3 separate regions of the Homo sapiens genome follow, and all the other regions are linked to region 1. The links are chromatin contacts, found by Hi-C or POLR2A ChIA-PET in ENCODE. All regions are on one chromosome and are shown on one strand. The core of a region is the stretch at or near the end of the contact, and the rest is flanking DNA. Distances in the headings are between cores, read along the strand shown. Region 1 holds the start of CCDC88B (coiled-coil domain containing 88B). Region 2 holds the start of ATG2A (autophagy related 2A). Region 3 holds the start of SPINDOC (spindlin interactor and repressor of chromatin binding).

Evidence for each region. A loop is a pair of places that touch in the nucleus more often than their neighbours do. ChIA-PET counts read pairs that join two places held with the same protein, here RNA polymerase II (POLR2A). Pooled maps may share reads with other maps.
Region 2: a map with no recorded cell type shows a loop between it and region 1 (6-fold over the local background). The contact joins the promoter of ATG2A here to the promoter of CCDC88B in region 1. A Hi-C loop is called at or near these places in 1 of 37 single-sample maps with no recorded cell type and 4 of 50 pooled maps. POLR2A ChIA-PET finds 5 or more read pairs at or near these places in 1 of 52 experiments (Caco-2).
Region 3: a loop to region 1 is called in a pooled map, with 4 times the contacts of the local background. The contact joins the promoter of SPINDOC here to the promoter of CCDC88B in region 1. A Hi-C loop is called at or near these places in 2 of 50 pooled maps. POLR2A ChIA-PET finds 5 or more read pairs at or near these places in 2 of 52 experiments (GM12878 and activated CD8-positive, alpha-beta memory T cell).

What each region holds. Positions count from the first base shown.
Region 1 is chr11:64,338,200-64,342,089 of GRCh38, reverse strand. It overlaps CCDC88B (coiled-coil domain containing 88B), which reads right to left and starts at 1,886. Exons shown (of 27, transcript NM_032251.6): 1 at 1,764-1,886; 2 at 1,338-1,483; 3 at 1,072-1,183; 4 at 912-981; 5 at 762-820; 6 at 586-669; 7 at 348-491; 8 at 1-96. The coding sequence starts at 1,823. It overlaps LOC102723878 (a long non-coding RNA gene), which reads left to right and starts at 1,298. Exons shown (of 4, transcript NR_188518.1): 1 at 1,298-1,549; 2 at 2,012-2,190. MIR7155 (microRNA 7155) reads left to right here and starts at 186; the gene lies at 186-241. RefSeq lists silencers at 1,198-1,247, 1,268-1,347.
Region 2 is chr11:64,915,037-64,918,926 of GRCh38, reverse strand. ATG2A (autophagy related 2A) reads left to right here and starts at 1,718. Exons shown (of 41, transcript NM_015104.3): 1 at 1,718-1,962. The coding sequence starts at 1,792. It also overlaps a transcript of PPP2R5B not described here. RefSeq lists an enhancer at 1,317-1,446 and a silencer at 1,497-1,806.
Region 3 is chr11:63,811,379-63,815,268 of GRCh38, reverse strand. It overlaps SPINDOC (spindlin interactor and repressor of chromatin binding), which reads right to left and starts at 1,813. Exons shown (of 6, transcript NM_138471.3): 1 at 1,456-1,813. The coding sequence starts at 1,582. RefSeq lists silencers at 1,708-2,177, 3,438-3,732.

The DNA.
Region 1 (3,890 bases), core at 637-3,136:
GGCCAGATGGTGCGAGGGGCCCTCGGCGGGAGCCCTAGAGGGAGCCTCAGGCCTCAAGCAGAGGGGTTCTCGCTCCAGCAGCAGTTCAGCCAGCCGCTGTAGGTCAGGGGTCAAGGGTCAGGACTAACTTATCCAATGCCTCTGCACATCGACCCCCAACCACAACACCAGACATGGGGTTGTGGTCTGGGGTCTTGGGCCATCTGGTTGTGACATCACTGATGGCCCAAGACCTCAGACCACAACCCCATGCCTGGGCCCCAAACTTCCATCTCCCTTGCACAACCGGCTCCCTGATGGTCCTCCAGTTCCCCAACCTGAGTCCACGATGCCCCTGCTGCCCCTACCTGGGCCCCCAGGTCACGCTCCCGTGCCAGCTTCGACAGTGTCCCCATCAGGCTCCGGGACAGCATCTCCAGCTCGGCAGGTGCCAGCTCCCCAGGATCTGGCCCAGACAGTGCCAGCACCACGCCGGCCCCCGGCTGGGTCACCTGGGGCGCAGGAAGAGCAGTTCAGTGGAAGCCGCGGTGTGGCAAGGGCGTCCCAGGTGCCATACCAGTCTGGGCTGCCGAACCGTCTCAGTACCTCCTGGATGGCAGCGGCCAGCTCGCTCTGGACCTCGAGACTGAGGCCCTGGATGTGGCGGATGAAGAGTTCCCGGTGCTCACACTGAGGGGAGACAGGAAGGGGAGCTGGTGCAGGATCTCCCTCCTCTACCGCCAAAGCTCGACCCTAACCTTTCCTTCCCACCGCCGGCTCACCTGTACTGACGCTCCCAACAGTAGCCGAAGAACGCCTTCCAGCTGCTCCACCGCTTCTTCTGCAAGGCACATGCCACAAGGGGTTAACTGGGGCGGGGAAGGTAGAGTAGTGCGGGGGCAGAGGCAGGAGGGTGTGGGTGGGGAGAGCACCTGAGAGAGGGTCAAATCCCAATGTCTGGAGGTCTGGGGGTGGCGACAGGATCAGCAGCTGCAGCTCCTCCTGGAGGCAGAGAGGCAGACTATATGAGGCGCCTTCCCGAAGGGGCTCCTCTTCCCCTCCTGTCTCCGCCTTTCCCTCGAGACCCCTTACCTGGTAGAAGTCCCTCAGTCGGCCCCACAGGTGGTTCAGGTTCCACACTCGCCAGGCAGCAGGTCCGTCAAGGCCTCTGAGCATCCGAGGTCCCCCTCGGGAGCTGGGGGCACTATGAGCCGGAGGTGGGCTCGAGGACCCGCCTCCCGTCAACAGGCCTCGCCCACCGTCCCTCAGGCCCCGCCCACTGAGCATCAGGCTCCGCCCACCCGCTTCCCCTCCTCTCAGATCCTTCCCCGCCACCGCCCCGGCCCGATGCCCCTTACATGATGCCCAGCACCCGGAGGAGCAGGGCCCCATCGCTGAGGCGCAGGAATCTCTTCTCCAACCAAAGGGGCGGCTCTTCCTCCTCTTCCTCTTCTTCCCCCTCCGAGTCCTCCGCCTCCCCGACCAGCCCGGCCAGTCCCAGCGCCTGTGAGGAGCCCAGAGGGGTCAGCCGACCAGCAGAGTGAACCCTGAGCCCCTCCGACCTGCCCCAGTGAGCCCAAGCACCCCTTCTCACCCGTCCTCTGAGTGCCTCTGTCCCCTCTTCCCTCACCACAGCCCCCCACACCATATCTCCATCCCCCACATTTGAACCCAGCCCTCCCCTCCGGCCTGGTTCTGCCTCACCCTCCCCCGGCCAGCGCCAACACCAGCCCCTGGCTGGGGCTCACTTCCCCTCCCCAACCCGCTGCCACCTGCCCCCTCACCCAGGTAGCCAGACTCCCACTCAGGAAGTCTCTGAGCCTGGGCCCCTTGCCCCCCTCCATGCCCGGGTCGGGGTGCCCGTCTCACTGTGGCAGCTGCACCTGCCCTGAGAGGAAGAGGAAGTCCCCGAGTGGGGGATCCCGGGGCCAGCCACAGACACCCTGTGCAGCTTCCTCCTTCCGGGTGCAGGCGGGCCTGGGCAGTCTGAGTCCTACCTCAGCCCCCACCTCACCTCCCTGCATCCTCCTAGCATCTCTGCAGGGCTAGCCCAGAGGTTGGCGGCGGAAGGCCCACAGCTCCCCTGGCTCCATGGGCAATGACCGAACAGCCCTTCACCTCTCTGGGCCTTGTTTTCTCAAACTGAAACTGGAGAGGATGACCCCAGCCTGGGACCTTCGAGGGCCTCAAAAGGGCTCTGGGCCTTGCGTGGTGAGTTTGGTCACCCACACACCCATCTTCCCAAATGCCAGGCTTCACTCACTACAGCGTTCTTTCTTTTCCCTTCAGTATTTCTCAAAGTTACCCAAACCACATCCCCTGGGAAGCCTGGTTCAGATGCTCCTCCAAGAAGCCTCCCTTGAACCCCAGATAGAAGGGAGCATCATTCCTGTGACCTCACCCCACCCCATCCTCTATACACTCGAGACTGTTGTAGCCATACTAGGTGCTATGAAGGGGAGGGGATTTGACCTCGGCAGGATGATCAGGGAAGGCATCCTGGAGTACGCATGAGATCAGGGATGGCTGGGTTAACAGGGCAAAGTGGAAAGGAAGGGAGGGTATTCCAGGCAGCAGGAACAGAATGTGCAACTGCTCTGAGGCAGCTGGAAGCATGGTCAGCAAAAAGATTGGAAATTATGCATGTTTTATCTATTCCAAGATGCTTAATGTTCACGTTTCACTTTTTGTTTTGTTTTGTTTTTAAGAGACAGAGTCTGAATCTGTGACCTAGTCTGGAGTGCAGTTGCAAGATCACAACTCGCTGCAACTTCAACCTCCTGGGCTTAAGCAATTCTCCTACTTCAGCCTTCTGAGTAACTGGGACTACGGGTGTGTGCCACCACACCTGGCTAATTATTTTGCTTGTTTTTTGTACAGACAGAGTCTTGCTGTGTTGCCCGGGCTGGTCTCGAACTCCTGGGCTCAAGTGATCCTCCCGCCTTGGCCTCCTGAAGGGCTGAGATGACGGCATGAGCTGCCTCACGCAGCCCCCATTCTACACCTCTGAAGTGAGTTTACATGGTACAGTTGCTGTCTGGCTAGCTGCCGTCCCAACATCACTGTCAGGACCCACACCTGAAAAGCACCAGCATCAAATCCTTCAGAAGAGTGTCAGCAGCTTGGAAGAAATCCTAGAGGCAAGCAGAACCCTTTTTAGCCCTGGGACTCAAATGGTGGGAAACCCCAGGGGAAGGGAACCAGGCTTGTCAGTGACACTCCCTTTTTTTTTTTTTTTTTTTTTTTGGTGAGACGGAGTCTCGCTGTGTCTGTCGCCTAGGCTGGAGTGTAATGGTGCAATTTCGGGTCACTGCAACCTCCGTCTCCCGGGTTCAAGCAATTCTCCTGCCTCAGCCACCTGAGTAGCTGGGATTATAGGCACCTGCCACCACGCCCAGATGCTTTTTTGTGTTTTTAGTAGAGACAGGGTTTCACCATGTTGGCCAGGCTGGTCTCGAACTCCTGACCTCAGGCAATCCACCCACCTCGGCCTCTGAAAGTGCTGGGATTACAGGTGTGAGCCACCACGCCCGGCCTGTCAGTGACACTCCTAGAGCAGAGTGAAAACTCGGCTCCACTTCATCTGCACAATTGTAAAGCTGGCTTAAGAGCGCCTGGCTGTTTTATGGAATGTTTGGAGCAGTACTGCTCTCCGTAGAACTCTCAAGGACTCAGAGAAGGAGGTGGCAGGCAGACACAGACATCACGACTCTCAGACCAAAAATGATTCAAACAAGTTGGACTCTAAATGTGAAGGAGTTTTCTGAACATGGTAACCAATTTATTTTGCTTCTATTATCCTTTTTATGTGTGCATGAGAATTATATATGATAAGAATCTACATTTAAGTGAAACAGAGCTCTTTCGAGAAATACAAAAGAAAAATTCTAGTGATGAAAGAACCTTGGGAC
Region 2 (3,890 bases), core at 469-2,968, 580 kb before region 1:
GAGAAGAAACCACCCATGGGTGGGACTGGAATACAGGTCCCTGCCCGGTGGGCCAGGGCGGTTGCCCTTGCTTCAGGCTGAGTTTTGGCATTAGAATGTAAGAGTCCAGCTCCCAAGTAAGATTAAAATAGAAACACAGGCTAGGTGGGGTAGCTCACACCTGTAATCCCAGCTACTCAGGAATTCCTTGAACCCAGGAGCCAGAGGTTGCGTGAGAGGAGACTGCACCACTGCACTCCAGCCTGGGCAACAGAGCAAGACTCTGTCTCAAAAAAAATAAATAAAATAGAAACATAGGCCGGGCACGGTGGCTCGTGCCTGTAATCCCAACACTTTGGGAGGCCAAGGCAGGCTGATCACCTAAGGTCAGGAGTTCGAGACCAGCCTGCCCAACACGGTAATTAGCTGGGTGCGGTGGTGCATGCCTGTAATCCCAGCTACTCTGGGAGGCCAAGGCAGCAGAATCATTTGAACCCAGGAGGCAGAGGTTGCAGTGAGCCAAGATTGTGCCACTGCACTCCAGCCTAGGTGACAGAGAGAGTCTGTCTCAAAAAGAAAAGAAAAGAAACATAATTACCTATGGCTGTTCCTGAAGTCGCCCATGATGTAAGAGGTTTTGTGTGGCTGCCCCCTACAGAGCAGCGGTTGGCAAACTTTTTCTGTGAAGGGCCAGAAAATAAATATTTTAGGCTTTGCAGGCCTCTGTCTCAAGTACTGAATTCTGCTCTTGTAGCAAGAAAGCAGCCCGGGGCAGAACTTAAGCAAATGAGCAAGACTGTGTGACACTAAAACGTTATGTATAAACACTGGAATGTGAATTTCATATGATTTTTCACATGCCATGAAAAGTTCATTCTTCTTTTGATTTTTCCCCTAACCATTTAAAAGACATAAAAACCATACTTAGCTCAAAGGCCGTACAAAAACAATGCCCCCCTGCTTAAAGGAGGCAGAATCCATTCTTTGATTTTAGGACTAGAGATATGAAAAGCTATTATTATTTCAGAGAGGTGCCTAAGGCCTGACCGACGGCAGAGAGAAGGGAGGGTCAGTTAATCTCCCTCTGAGCATTCCGGGGTGAGGAGGGGAAAAAAGACCTTCCTTGGTGATGGATTCAGAGCCCTTATTTATTTTTGTTTGTTTTTGAGGCAGGGTCTTTCTCGTATCTTAATCTGTTTTCTTACCTGTAAAGCGGTGGCAATAATCCCTACCTTGAGCGATTATTAAGAGGGCTCAATGAGATAAAGGATGGTAAAAGATTTTGCAAAATGCGAATGTTTACTCACTTAATTGTTTCCACAGATGCGCGCTTAAGATCGCGCACTGAGTTTACTCCTCTGGGGAAGGCTTCTACGAAGTTTGATGGGACACTGTCCCTTTAAATCCTCCCCAACCACTTAAAGTGGTTGGACGAATCAGCACATGCGCATTCCTTTGAGGGGCCGGCACCTGGAGCAACAGCCTTCCCAGAGCCTGTAGAGGGGAGGTTAAAGGTCCTCCCACACAGTACTTTACGCAAGCGTAAATCATGATTGAGAGCCCTATATCATGCAGAGAGCCCAGTCCCTTTTTCGCGCCCGAAGGCTCCGCCCCGCGCAGCCAATCAGTAGGCCTCGCCCTTTGCAATAGCCAATGACAGTGAGCGTAGGGGGCGTGGCTGGGCGTCCGGAGGCGCGGCCTGGCGCCTAGAGAAGCGGCGGGGCGAGCCGGGGGCTCTAGTGAACAGCGGAGCCGGACGGGGATCGCCGGCGGGCGGCAAGCGGAGGCGGCCCAGGCCCGGCGGTCTCCGAGATGTCACGATGGCTGTGGCCATGGTCAAACTGTGTGAAAGAGCGGGTCTGCCGCTACTTGCTGCACCACTACTTAGGTCACTTCTTCCAAGAGCACCTCAGCCTGGACCAGCTCAGCCTCGATCTGTACAAGGGCAGCGTTGCCCTGCGAGACATCCACCTGGAAATCTGGGTGAGGAGCCAGGCCCGAGTCCAGGAAGGTGCGGAGGGTGGGAGCGCAGCGACCTGAGGCTCCCTGCGGCAGGATCGGGCTGGGGGATCAGGCACCGGGCGTAGAGAGGCCAGGGGAATCTTGCCCTCTCCAGGCGTCAGAGGCACCCCGGCTGGCCTCTTCAGTTCCTTACCAGAGCCAGAAACTGAGCGGGAAGGGGTTTCTGTCTCCACGGGAGGAGAAACTGAGGCTGGAGAGGGCAAGATCACCTGTCTGGAGAATGCAAGACAAACTCGTCGAGTTTGGGGGCTGAGTTAAGGAGGTTGGCTCTCGGGCTGAGGAGGGGCTGGGGAGGGAGCGTAGGAACTGAGCTGGGCCAGGGCAGTGACAGACTTGGGCCTGCGCAGCTGGTGGGGGAAGCTGGTAGGGGTCCGGAGCCCTGGCGAGGACACCTGTGGATCATGTGCCCTGACCTCTTGACCCCACGGTCCTGAGCCCGTAGGTGGGATCAACAAACCACCGGATGTGTATGTCAACAACCGCGTCAGTACGTCAGTACCAGTGTTGATCAACACCTCGTGTGCCTGGGTCGCTGCCTACTTCCTGCTTTTGGGAGAGTGGGATGGGCCAAGTGGGTGTCTAGGGAGGGACTGGATGGCCCCCACCTACATCTCCCACCGACCCCCCCGGCTCAGTGTCCCTGCCTGGAGGGAGGCCCTGGAGGAAAGGTGGGGAGATCTGGCTTCAAGCCGGGAGGAGGCCAAGGGAGATGCTAGGGAGGCCAAGAGGTGTAAGGTCAGAGGCTTGAGGCTGGGAACGGTGAGGAGCCCTGACTCACAGCTCAGCTGACCTGGGGAGCTTTGAAGGAGCCACCAATTAGAGGCGCGTCCTGGTCGATCCACCAGGTCCAGAGCAGCAGGGGTGGGCATGGAGGCAGGGACTTCTCAGTTTTGTGGCTGGACTCAGGGGGCTGCTAATCTGGGCAGAAGAGCTAGGCTTTGGGGGTAGGCCAGGCCCTGGTGAGCAAATGTGGGGTAGGATAATCGTGGGCCCTGAACTGGGGGCACCCCCCAGTGGCCTGCTGTCTGTGAATTCTGGTGTAGGAAGCCCTCTCTGACCTCTAACCTTAGCCTCAGCCTCTAAGGCCGTCTCTAGGCTGCCCCTTTTTTATTTTTATAGAGACAGGATTTCGCTATGTTGCCCAGGCTAGCCTTGAACCCCTGAAGGGATCCTCCCACCTCAGCCTCCCAAAGTGCTGAGATTATAGGCATGAACCACCATACCCAGCCCTAGGCTTCCCCTTTTTACTTTCAGCTCCAGAAAACGCCCCTACTCCTGTTCCCTGCCCTCTTGTTGGGGATTGAATTGGCTTCTCTAGGGCCCTGGTGGAATGCAGGCGCTTTCTTGATAACCAGCCCCTCCTCCCTCCCAGCTCAGCCTGCAGGCCCCGCCTTGAAGGCCCCCAAAGAAACTGAGTATCTGGGGCCTCTGAAGTGGCATGAAAAGAAAGAGGCCCGCATCCCAGTCTCAGTCCCTGTTGTATACTGGGTGACTAGATTAGTCCTGTCTCTAGGCCTCAGTTTCCCGAGCTGTGGGTCTCTGGGTGAGGAATTTGGACTCCCATCTGCTCTGCCATGTGCTTTTTTATTCTTGGATCCAACCAGTTTACTGAGGCCCTTTCTGGGTGGCACCTGGGGTGACGGGGGAGGCAGGTGGGGTACAGCCCTCCAGGAGCTTCCAGGTTGGCAGGGGTACAACTCCAGCATGGACATTTTAGCCAGGGGCTCAGCCTTGTGCCTCACAGAGAGGCACAGCTACACTAGGTGTTTGGGGTTGGTGGTGGGGGGGGGGGGTCCCATCTGGCATTAGGTCAGCCCCTCTCTTGGACACTGTCCCTTTGAACTCTGCTCATCCAGGGTGAACATGGGTATTCTGGACTCTGCCATACA
Region 3 (3,890 bases), core at 564-3,063, 530 kb after region 1:
CTCTTCCTGCAGATATCTGCAAGGTTGGCATCCTCACTTCCTTCGGGTCTGTGCTCAAAATTCACCTTATTAGAAAACCCTTTCTGAACCACTCGATATATTCAATTAAATACCCATTCCTCCTCTTTCTCCTTTTCCTGCTTTAGTGATCTCTGAACCATTTATTGCCACCCAACATACTATACATGAACCTATTTCTCTGTCTTTAGCCATTGGTATATATATGTTCTTCAAGAGCAGGGTTTCGGTTGCTCTGTTTACTACTACTTCCCAGCCTAAAAACACTAGCCTAAACAGCCTAAAGTAGACGTCCAGTGAATATTGGTTGAATGAATTCACCTGTCTATTCCTGCCCTAACAGTGGGGATAAGGCCACCCTTGCAGGGTTGAGAGGATTAACTGAGACAGCCTCTGACAATGCCCAATGAACACTCAACAAATATTAGCAGAAGTAGGAAAACAACCTATCTTTTGGACTAAATGCTCCGAGAAGGGAGGTGACCTTTATTTCCCTCATGAATTTTATAACCCTTCCAGTTCCAAAAAGGATGACAGGCAGTGCAGGCAGACATCATTCTGTTCGGCTGAAGTTCAATGAATGGCATTGCTGCTCTCAACCTCTTTTGGGTACTATCCCGCCTAAGAAAAGCGGGGTGGGAGAATGGAAATATATTTGCATTTTCATGCATATTAAGTCTCCCACAAAGATGGCTCTTTGTTTTCTTACGGTTTGCAAGCTCCTGAGGACTAGAAATCGGTGAAGGGGGAGGGGAGAGCGAGTGTTCTGAGATTGTTCCTCCCATCCCCTCCCAAAGCTAATCTCGTTCTAGCACTGCACTGCTTTTCCAAACTAGCTGTTGTATGCAGTCCCATTCATCCCTTCTCTCCAGAACTTGACACCTGTGGCTCCTGCAAGTGGAAGGCCCGGGAATGGGAATGAAGCGGGGTGGTGGGCAGGGAAGCGTTATGCTCGGAGAGCCCTTAAAATTCTCCTGGAGGTCGGCAGCGGCGCCCGCCTGTAGCCTCCGGCCTAGAGGCTTCGCCGCCCCTCGGACTAGAACACAGCCCGGCCGTTGTGCTTGCCTCCCCTTCCCAGGCTGTGAGACGGCGGCCGCAACCACCCAGCGCCTCTGGGGATCCGGCCTCTGGTGCTGGGCCCGGGAGAGGGGGCGCTTGGGCACCGGAAGATCCGGAGCGTGCGGGGCGTGGATCGAAGTCTCCAGACCCTGGGCGGGGGAAAGGGGAAGGGAGGGGGAAATCGAGGAGGCCTGAGCTTCTAAACCATGGTGGGGGAGGTGCAAGAGCGCGCCCTGGACCCAGATCCGAGAGGGAAACCTGGGCCCCAAGGCTGAAGGGGGTGAGAAGGTGCCCGGGTCCCGGACCCCGACTGGGGAGGGACGGCCCCAGCCCCGGCCCCGCACCGTGACGCGGAAGTGGAATCCCCTCCATCCTCACCTCTGAGCATCGGCTCGGGCCGCGGAATTACGGCCACCACCATGGCCTCCTCCTCGTCCTCCCCTTCCTCGCATTTCAGCGTCACCTCGAAGCAGTCGAGTGCGGCGCCCTCGGCCTTTAGGGCCATGGTGCGGCCGTGGGCGATAGCAGTGGCCGGAGGACTGGCGCGCAGGCTTCGGCGCGCAGCCGGCAACCGCCTCCCGCCTCCTGGCCGGAATAGCGCCGGGCCCGCCGCCCGCCCCGCGCAGCCCCCTCCCCGCCGCCCGCCCGCCGCTCGCCGGCCGGGCCTGCGACCGGCGCGTCCGGGCCTCCCCGAGACCTCGGCGCGTCGGGAGCCCGGGCGGGGAGGGCTCAATCCGGGGCCCCTGCCCCCCGCCGCTCCCTTTTATGGAGGCTCATTGTCGGCGCCCGCCCGGCCGGCCAGCCGCGGACCCGCCCCCGATGCCGCGCGGCCAATCGCGCGTGGCCCCGCCCCGGGCACGCGGCCCCGTTAGAAACCCTGGACCCGGGAGGCGGCGGGAAGGGCCGAGGGGACCCGGGGCCACCCGGTGCGCAGAGGCAGAGGGGCCCCCAAAACCCGCAACGCGGGCCCCTCAGTCTGCGGGCCAAGCCCGGGGTTTCCCTCCATTAAGAAGTCAGTTGGGCGTTTCTGCTGGCGTGGAGAGCGCTACCAGGTGCCCCCGGATTTTGATCGGGAGTCGCTTTTGCCTTTCCGTGGACAAGCCTTCCTCCGCCAGCAGATGCCCCGGGCAGGAAGAGAAGCGGTGGGTGAGTGGAAAGGGCCTTGGTATGGAAACGCAGAGACCGAATTCCTTCTCATCTGCCAGCTCCGTGGCCGTGGGCACATTATCTGTTTTCTTAGTCCGGCTCATCGTTTCTTTCAAAAACCATTTTGGACCCTTCTGGGAAGGCAAAGAAGAGAAGCAGAGTGGACTGTGAGCGGACATAAACCACCCTGATGGGTATGATTTCCATTTTTGGCACGGGAGTCCGGAGATTTTGTGACCCTCTCCAAGGACACACAGCAATCCCTTGAGAGCCCCAAGACCAGAGTCCAGTTGCCATGACATTGCTGCCCTATAACCACACTCTGGGTGAGCTTTTACTTCTGTGACATGGAATGTGCATCTCCCTCTTCTATAGCAACCCTCATGAGATTTCAGCTCAGAAAATGCAAAATGTCTGACACTGAAAATCCATCTTCGAATGTCGTTATATCAGACCAGACACAGTAGTATTCAGAATCGCGTAGTAGGATGGGGGTGTGAGAAGAGGTGTGAACTAGTCTATATGGATTGCAGTCAATTTTTTAATTTTTTTTTTTTTGAGACAGAGTCTCGCTCTGTCACCAGGCTGGAGTGCAGTGGCGCTATCTCGGCTCACCACAACCTCCGCCTCCCAGGTTCAAGCTATTCTCCCGCCTCAGCCTCCTGGGTAGCTGGGACTACAGGCACGTGCCACCATGCCCGGCTAATTTTTGTATTTTTAGTAGAGACGGGGTTTCAGCATGTTGGCCAGGATGGTCTTGATCTCTTGACCTCATCATCCGTCTGCCTCGGCCTCCCAAAGTGGGATTACAGGCGTGAGCCACCGCGCCTGGCCTTGCAGTCTATTTTTAAGGGAATTATTTTGTTATGTGCAAGTGTATCTGATATTTTAAAGGTTTTACAACAAAGGTATTACCAAGCCTGTTTAACTATTTCTGCTGAATGGTCATTCTCTACCATTTGCTACAGATCCCTTCCGTGCCCCTCTGCTCTGCTCTGTATTGCAGTGGGCTGAGTCTTGCGGGGGGCAGTTTCTCAGGCTCCCAGAGCATCTGGCTTCAGGCCTCGGTTTAGCCAATGGGAGGCAGTGGCAGGAGAAGAGAAGGCAGGAGGAAAGAAAGAGCCATGGTATTTCTTCTCTTTCTCTCTCTTGCTCAGGCTCAGGTGACATCTCCAGCAGCAGATGAGGCCTCTCTGTGGCTCCAGCTCATGGATAGGTAGCTGTGGTCCCAACATCTGTAGGATGATCCATGCCCCTGGGCTCTACTCAGTCCACCTCCTCTTTTTGTCCCTGCAGGTTAGGAGTTGTAGGCAGCTTCTTGCTTTTGCCAGTCTCTGTACTGCCTCTCTCTGTCCCCTGCTGGGCTTTCCAGACCTCCCTGTTAACCCCTGTTAATCGTGTCACCAAAACCCTGCATTACATTCTCTCTGTTTTCAATACTTAAAGTGGTTCCCTCCTGGCGGGGCGCAGTGGCTCCCAACTGTAATCCCAGCAGTTTGGGAGGCCAAGGCAGGTGGATCACTTGAGGTCAGGAGTTCGAGACCAGCCTGGCCAACATGGTGAAACCCTGTCTCTACCATAAGAAAAAAGAAAAAAGAAATTAGCCCGGCATGGTGGTGTGTGCCTGTAATCCCAGCTACTTACGAGGTTGAGTCAGGAAGATTGCT